Regions from separate parts of the Mus musculus genome. Here region 2 is linked to region 1. The links are chromatin contacts, found by Hi-C or POLR2A ChIA-PET in ENCODE. All regions are on one chromosome and are shown on one strand. Each heading gives the region's core, a stretch centred on a gene start or an enhancer-like site at or near the end of the contact. The rest is flanking DNA. Distances are from core to core; before and after follow the strand shown.

Evidence for each region. A loop is a pair of places that touch in the nucleus more often than their neighbours do. ChIA-PET counts read pairs that join two places held with the same protein, here RNA polymerase II (POLR2A).
Region 2: POLR2A ChIA-PET joins it to region 1 with 10 read pairs in embryonic stem cell. The contact joins the promoter of Ap2a2 here to the promoter of Tspan4 in region 1. A Hi-C loop is called at or near these places in 1 of 37 maps with a recorded cell type or tissue (Patski). POLR2A ChIA-PET finds 5 or more read pairs at or near these places in 4 of 5 experiments (Patski and embryonic stem cell).

Annotation. Positions count from the first base shown.
Region 1 is chr7:141,473,492-141,477,268 of GRCm38, reverse strand. It overlaps Tspan4 (tetraspanin 4), which reads right to left and starts at 2,033. Exons shown (of 8, transcript NM_053082.3): 1 at 1,772-2,033. Polr2l (polymerase (RNA) II (DNA directed) polypeptide L) reads left to right here and starts at 2,116. Exons shown (of 2, transcript NM_025593.1): 1 at 2,116-2,241. The coding sequence starts at 2,147.
Region 2 is chr7:141,560,121-141,563,897 of GRCm38, reverse strand. Ap2a2 (adaptor-related protein complex 2, alpha 2 subunit) reads right to left here and starts at 1,718. Exons shown (of 22, transcript NM_007459.3): 1 at 1,472-1,718. The coding sequence starts at 1,538.

The DNA of each region.
Region 1 (3,777 bases), core at 784-3,283:
CAGCACCCTCTTTTGGCTGGCTGTTTTCAGGGCAACACCCAGGGTGGGAGGGGCCGGGCAGCTAACACTTCAATCATCGGTTTTCCTCGTCCCCTGCCCTGAAGTGACCCCCTCCTCTGGCAGGAACTGTGGCAAATGGGTTAAAAACTGCGTATGAGCACATCTCGCTCAATGCGCCCTCCACCCTGTACAGTAGATTGAGCATCCATTTGCTAGGCAGACACTGGTCAGTTTGCAGTGGGGAAACAGCAGAGCTGAGACTGTAAGTATCCTACATCTCTCTCCCGCCACTGGGAGTTAAGAAACGGTAGAAGTAGGGGCAGAAGCTGAGCCTGGGATCCCTGCCAGGGCTCTGGAGAGAACTGACCCACAGCATATCCCCCCCCACTCCACCCCCATCCCACACAGCACTCCAGGATGAGCAAAGTCTGGGTGAACAGCCTGGAGTCCTCTAGCCTGGGCCATTTCTGGGAATCCAGGGAGCTGGAGCAGGAACTAGGGGAGGAGAGGATGCCACCACCCACGATAGCCACTGGAAACTGTGGGCTTGCGCGCGCGCGCGCACACACACACACACACACACACACACACACACACACACACACACACACGGGAATTCCAGGAATGTCAACTTGGCACAGGCTTCTACTCCCCAACTCTCCCTAAGTAAACAAGTCTTCCAGGGGCCGGACCGAACTGAGAGCCCCTCCTCCAAGCCTTTGGCCTCCACCCCATCCCCTAGGGCAGACCCTACAGACCATCTCCTATCCCACTCCCCTGCCACCCTCACCTCTGGCCACCAGCAGTCTTCAGTCCAGATCTTGAGCCTGATCCCAGGCCACAGTGACTCACAGGCCCCCACTGCCCCCTCTGGCCAGGGCAGGATGTTGGGGGGAGGGGACAGGACCGGGAAGTCGCCTAGCTCGTGGCTCTGCACGTGGCTCCATGGGGGATGGCAAAAGCTGCCAGGGAGGCTGTCCAGGGTGACATCGGGGGCACAACCACCAAGCTGGCCAGTGGCTCCGACCAGCCACACTCAAGACCCAGGAGACCCCTCCCGACCTCCCCTCCATCGTTTGTTTCCCAGAGGCACCTGGAAAATGTCTAGGACCCCCCAGAGCCTTCACTGTAACCAGATCTCAAACTTCCCAAGCTCTATCGAACTTCTCCAGCTTCTCACTGCAAGCTGCCTCGTTTTCCTAAGGGTAGCTCCCAACACACAAGAAGGCGGCCAAGGTGATACACTCCCCAGAAACCAGCTCCTTGCCCATTCCCTTAAGTCCTTAAGTCACGTCCAGGTGAGGCAGACCTGTGGCCACTAGCAGTCTCGCACGCAATCTCCGCGTCTGAGCCAAATATCCCGGGAAAAAGAGGTTAGAAGGTCTGTTCATAGGGTGCCTCCTCCATGACGCCTTCCCGGACCACCGCCCTGCTCCTCTCCCCAGGAAAAGACCCTTCTCAGAGGAGAGGACTGTACTGAGCGCGGGAGGCCGCCGTCGGGGCTCGGGACACCGTACCGCCGACGGTTCTGCAGCGGCCGAAGAGAAGGACGCCCCAAACTCCAAGGCCCGGACTCTGCCTGGGCACCTCGGGTAAGGGCTCCAGACCGAGACCCCTTGGAGTCCGGGCCAGGAGGCGGGAAGACCGCCTTGGCCGTGGACAGTCGGCAGCCCGCTCTCCGGCTGCGCCACCACCACTTGTTAACCACCTCTTGGCTCCAGTCGGCTTGCGATCCGGCCAGCGGGACCCCAGCCCGCTAGAACCGCCGTACCTGTGCGCGCCGCCGCACGGCGGAGCAGCTGTCAGTCAAGGCAACACGAGAAACGCGAACCGCCGGCCGCGGACCTTTCGGCCTTGCTCGGACGCCGTAGCGCCGGGATCTACCACCACAGCGGGAGGGGGGGGACCGGGATGCTGCCGCGGGCTCGGAGGCTCTCGGAGCCCCGGGTGGGCACGAGCAAGGAACACCGCCGCTTCAGGGTAATCATGGGAGCCGGGGCAGGGCTGCGGCGGGATTCAGGGAGATGCGGGGCGGGGCTCTGGATCTTACGGGGCGGAGCTAGGGCGTAATGAGCCCCGCGCTATGGGCGCGCCTGGGGCGGGCCTTGAAAAGCTACTGCCGGCAGCCTGCACGCCAGACGCCGCCATGATCATCCCGGTGCGCTGCTTCACCTGCGGGAAGATCGTCGGCAACAAATGGGAAGCCTACCTGGGTCTGCTGCAGGCCGAGTACACGGAGGGGTGAGACGGCGGGCCGCGGGGGATGGGACAGGACGGGAAGGCTGGACTGGGGGCATGAAGTCGAGGGGCAATGGGGAGGGTTCTGCGGCGGACCGGGAGTGAAATTGAGGTGTCCTGGGCCGGGGGTAGATAAGATTTCCTATGGAGAATTGGCAGGGCAGGGGTTGTGGGGTCTAGTGAGAAGACTGGATGTCCTCCAGCCCAGACCTGTGATGTATTCCCAGAAGAGTGAGTCTTTAGTTTGTTTTCGAGGCAGGATTTCGGTGGCTGACCTGAATTCTCTATGTAAAGCAGTCTGGTCTGAAACACTTCGAAATCCTGCCTGTCTCCTGGATGTTGGGATTAAAGGCGTGCAATATCACGCCCAGGCTCTCAGAAGTTTGGAAGGTGGTTTTCTTCAAGTTGCTGGCCTTTGGGAAACTTCTAAGCATCCTTCCCGTGGGTGACACCTCAAGTCTCTTCCCTGTCGACCTACTCTCTATCCTCTATCTGCTTTCCGACCTACCCCTTATGTACTTCGAACCTCGTGGGCCCTTTAAAATGCAGGACAGGCTTTGTGGGCATCGTCTTGTGCTCACTACTATGACTGTCCCCCAAAATAGACCTCTGGCCACCATGTCAACACCAAGGGGTTCTCTTTCTCTGCACAAGCCATAAGTCAGTGGGGCTTAATGAGCAGCTATTAGATCAGCTCTGATGAGTAGCTGCTAGCCTTCTGGGACCCTCTTTCACTTGGGCAGGAACCTCTCAAGCTGTCTAGGTCCCAGAGAAATTAAATCTAGTGTGAGTTCAAAGCCTGTGGGGTAGCAACAACCAGTTCATGGCGTTTAGTCAGAGTCCACCTGTGGGGCCTGGAATTGTACTCCTTGATGAGGGGATATTGGTCTCCTAAGCTTTCCCAAATAACCCTGGAAGCCCATAACCCTGGGTACAAGAGACAAACGCAGAGATACAGGGGGTTAGAGAGATGGCCCAACTGTTTTTTTTGTTGTTGTTTTGTTTTTCAAGACAGGGTTTCTCTGTGTAGCCCTGGCTGTCCTGAAACTCACTTTGTAGCTCAGGCCGGCCTCGAACTCAGAAATTCACCTGCCTCTGCCTCTACCTCCCAAGTGCTTGGGATTAAAGGTGTGCACCACCACACCCAGCTAGATGGCTCAACTGTTAAGAGCACTGGCTGTTTTGTGTGTTTGGTTGTTTGATTGTTTTTTAAGAGGACTCAGGTTCCGTTCCTTGAAGCAACATGGTATCTCGCAAGTGTCCGTAACTCCTTTGGGCTTTGGGAGCATCAGGCACCCATACACATAAAACGAAATTTTAAAAAACAGGTGTAGGCAGAAGGCTGTTAAGGATGGATACAGGATGCTATGGGAGAAGACTGGCACATGAGCAGGTGTAACTTCTAGGTGGGGAAAGGGTCACCTGGCTCCTCCCTGAGCATCTAGATACATATTTCAGAAATCTCCAGGCCATTTCCCTATGGCCTGGTGTCAGGTTTCAATCGCTGATTATGTAGATGTGCTCTGGTAACCCCTATCC
Region 2 (3,777 bases), core at 469-2,968, 87 kb before region 1:
ATTTTAAGAAAATAACAGCTGGGCGGTGGTGGCGCACACCTTTAATCCCAGCACTTGGGAGGCAGAGGCAGGTGGATTTCTGAGTTCGAGGCCAGCCTGGTCTACCAAGTGAGTTCCAGGACAGCCAGGGTTATTAAAGAAACCCTGTCTTGAAAAAACCAAAAAGAAAAAGAAAAGAACAAAATGCTTCATGACTATGAATGTTATTGTCTAAAATTTTGGTAAGCCCTGATCCAAGGATGCCTGTATCTTTGCAGAGCAGGGAGGGACAGAAATCTACCTCTTCCAGAGTCCTACAGACCCAGGCAAGCTGGGGTCCTGCACACAGTCTTAGGGAATACAGTATAAATTTAAGTGTTAGTGTGACGACACACTGGGCAAAATTCCTCAGGAAGCATATTAATCTCTAAAGTAACAAAAATCATGGAGTCAGCTATTTGCTGGATACCAAGAAAAAAATAAACTGACAGGAAAATGGCTTTTCTTCTCATCAGTAAGGGGGTGTCTGATAACCCTCAGAAGTTTCTGTAAGCCAAAGTCCTGGGCACCCGCCCTGCCTGACCTTTAACCTTCCGACCCATTTCACTTTGAGCAGATTTTTTTTTTCCACCCAGGGGACACTGGCTACAGAACTGCTCAGCGGAGAAGCAGGCGCAGCTTCCAGCATCCACACCCGGCTGCTCCCGGTTCCCTGGGGGAATGAGTCACTTTAATCGCAGTGGGTGAGATCTAATCATCGCCCAACATGCCGCCTGAATCAGGTCCGAGAGACGTATAGTGTCCCTATCCCCGCCCAAAGAGAAATCCACGCTGTTTTGGAAAAGGCTGGGTTAAAGGCTCCATTACTAGAAAGACCAAGATGACATCATGCTGGGGAGGGGCGTCTAGGGCCGGAAACCCCTCGACTGTGCCACAAACCCCACAGACTCCCCACCGCGCCCCGCACTCCCATCGCTACACCTAGATCTCAAGACACCTAAGCCCCGCACCTCAGTCTGAACACCCACAGGCAATCTCCCAACTGTCCAAACCCATACATGCAATCACTCTACCAGGGGTCCGCACCCCAGATCTCTGCCTAACATCTCTGCTCCTACCCCAACCCCACTGCCAGATTTGCACCTCCAGGACCCTGCCCCACTCACCAGCACGAATCTTCACTCTACACCTCATCTTCGGGTCAGGACTTGGGACACCACCACCATCACCCCAGTCTGGTCCCCCCGCAGCAGGCTACCAACTCCCGCCAGATGTGCACCCAGGACGCGCGCTCTGCACCCTAAGCGCCCGCGCGGGACCCCCGCCCCACCGCGCGATCTGCACTCCACAGCCCTCCTTCTCAAGCCTGAGCGGACCCGCGCACCGGCCCACACCCCTCTCCCCGTTCCGGCCGAACCCCCCAGACCCCCGGCCGCACCTGCGGACCCCCGGCCGCGCCCCCGCTCAGGCCCGCCCGGCGTCTGGCACTCACAGTTGCGGATGTCGGAGATGAAGACCGCTAGGCCTCGCATCCCGTCCCCCTTGGATACGGCCGGCATCTTTGCGCCCCGGGAGCGGCCTCGGCGGCGGGCTAGAACAGCACGGGCGCGGCGGTCACGCCGAAGAGCCCTGGAGCGCGGAGCCGCCTAGCCACAGCCGCCTCGGGCCCCCGAGCGCCGCTCGCTGGGCTGCGCGCGCGAGCACGCACGACGCACGCGCTGGCGCGCACGCTGAGCCTCGCGCCCGGCGACGGGCGGTGCAAGAGAGCGTGCGCATTCTCGCGGTGCTGGGGGGCGGGGGGAGGACGAGGAGGATGGGGGCGTGGCGCGGGATAGAGCCGGATTGCTGCTTGGAGAACCGGAGCTGTGCGGAGCGCGCAGGCGCTACACCTCCTGGTATCACCGCCTGGTGAAGGATCCTTCCAATGTATACCGGAGTAGCCCCGATCTCGCTCTCACGGGTGAGCCCGGCTTTACCTAGACAGAGACACTGACACCAGTGCGGGATCAACCCAGTGTCACACAGGGGTGTAGGGGAGGAGCGGGCTGCACTAGCACCTACAGCAGTCAACCTTTGCCTGTGCAAACCGGCCCCAGAGCCCTGGCAGTTGGACTGACCTACCCCAGGCCACCGGCGTGGAACCGGAGTGAGAGGCGTTTACAAGCCTCTAAACTGGGACAAAAGGAAGCGCTACTCCAGGTTCCTACTTCCCTTACAAATGGGGAAACTGAGGCTTGAAGCTAGACTGACCACTCTTGCCGAGGTGACTGTTGTCTGGAGTACAACCTCTCAGCATTCATCCAGGCCCCTTTGCTTATTGCTTCTGCTCCCCTGTTCCCCTCTCTAGCGAGGTGGCCCCATTGGATCCTTCCTATGGACCCATTTTGCAGAAGAGCGGGATTGGCCCACCACTCCAGGAAGTGGAGATCATGGTGGCTCTTCCCTAGCTCTCTTCTGTGAAGAGGAAGCTTCACACCTAAGGTGGTTATCATGATCCAGACCCACTAGGCAGAACTCTCTGTCCCTTGCTTTTATACAGATGTGGTAGAGCCTAGTCCAGAGAATAAGAGGCACGACCCTCCTATAAATCAGGCAGTCCACCAAGGTCCCAGGACTGATGGAAGAAACTGAGAACATAATAAGCCAAATCTCTGGTGAGGCTGCTGAATTTGCCTGACTTTTTAAGAGGTGAAAGAGCCAGCACCAGAAAATAAACTTCCTCCAGCTTGTCTGCACCATCAAAAAGATGCTTCTGGGCCATATAAGGAGTGCTGGACAGGTGGCAATAGGAATCCCATTGCTTATGCCCAGACAGGAATGAGACTGCAGGAGATTCTCAGACTCCTCCATTGTACTGACTCTGAGAGTCACCACAGCCATCCTATAGTTAGTATTTTAAATAATTTCATTATAAATTATTTATTGAAAGGGGTGTGCAATGTGGAACTCAAAGGACACTTTGTGAGAGTCAATTTTTTTCCTTCCACCTTGTGAGTCCCAGGAAGCACCTTTACCCACTGAGCCATGTCTAAAAAATGGTTAATCTTGGTTGTCATATTGGATAGGATCTACTACACTCATCATGAAAACAAACATCTGGACACACCTGTCAGGAAGTTTCTAGATTAGTCTGATTGAGGCCCACCATAAATATAGGCTGTAAGGGTCCTGAGCGGAATAAAAAGGAACGGGGTGAGCAACAGCATTCATCTGTTTCCTGGCTGTGGTGACAATGTGACGAGCTGCCTGAGCTCTTACAGTCATGACTTCCCATTCTGAGAGAACATATCCTCCAACTGTGAGCTTCTACAAAACCTTTTCCTAGCTTGCTTTTGTCACAGCAAAAATAAATAATAATAAAGTGTCGCACAAGTGTGCCACATCAGGCCTGACAAGTGGACACAGGAAAGACTCCACCTATGGCCAGTGCCACCTATGGCCATCTCAGATACACAAGCCACCAGATCACTTTCCCCACACCGAAGCCTTGAACCTGAGCACATGATCCTTCCAAACCACTCACTGAAGGAGAGGCTGCCATTGGTAATGTGCCTTGAGAACAATTCTGTTTAAGTTGTCTGAACTAGAGACTTGTCACAGTATTTTCCCCAAAGACAGATGGTACTGAAAGCCCTGCCTTCCTCCACAGGTTGGAAGGGCGCTGCAAGCTCCAACTGCAGTTTGATAGAGGGGACAGCAGAGCATCCCAGACAGACAGCCCTGCCCTGTCTCATTTCCTATGCTCTCCTAGCTCTGCTCTTGCCCGCCTCCAGTCAGTTTTACAAATGACCCAGTTTC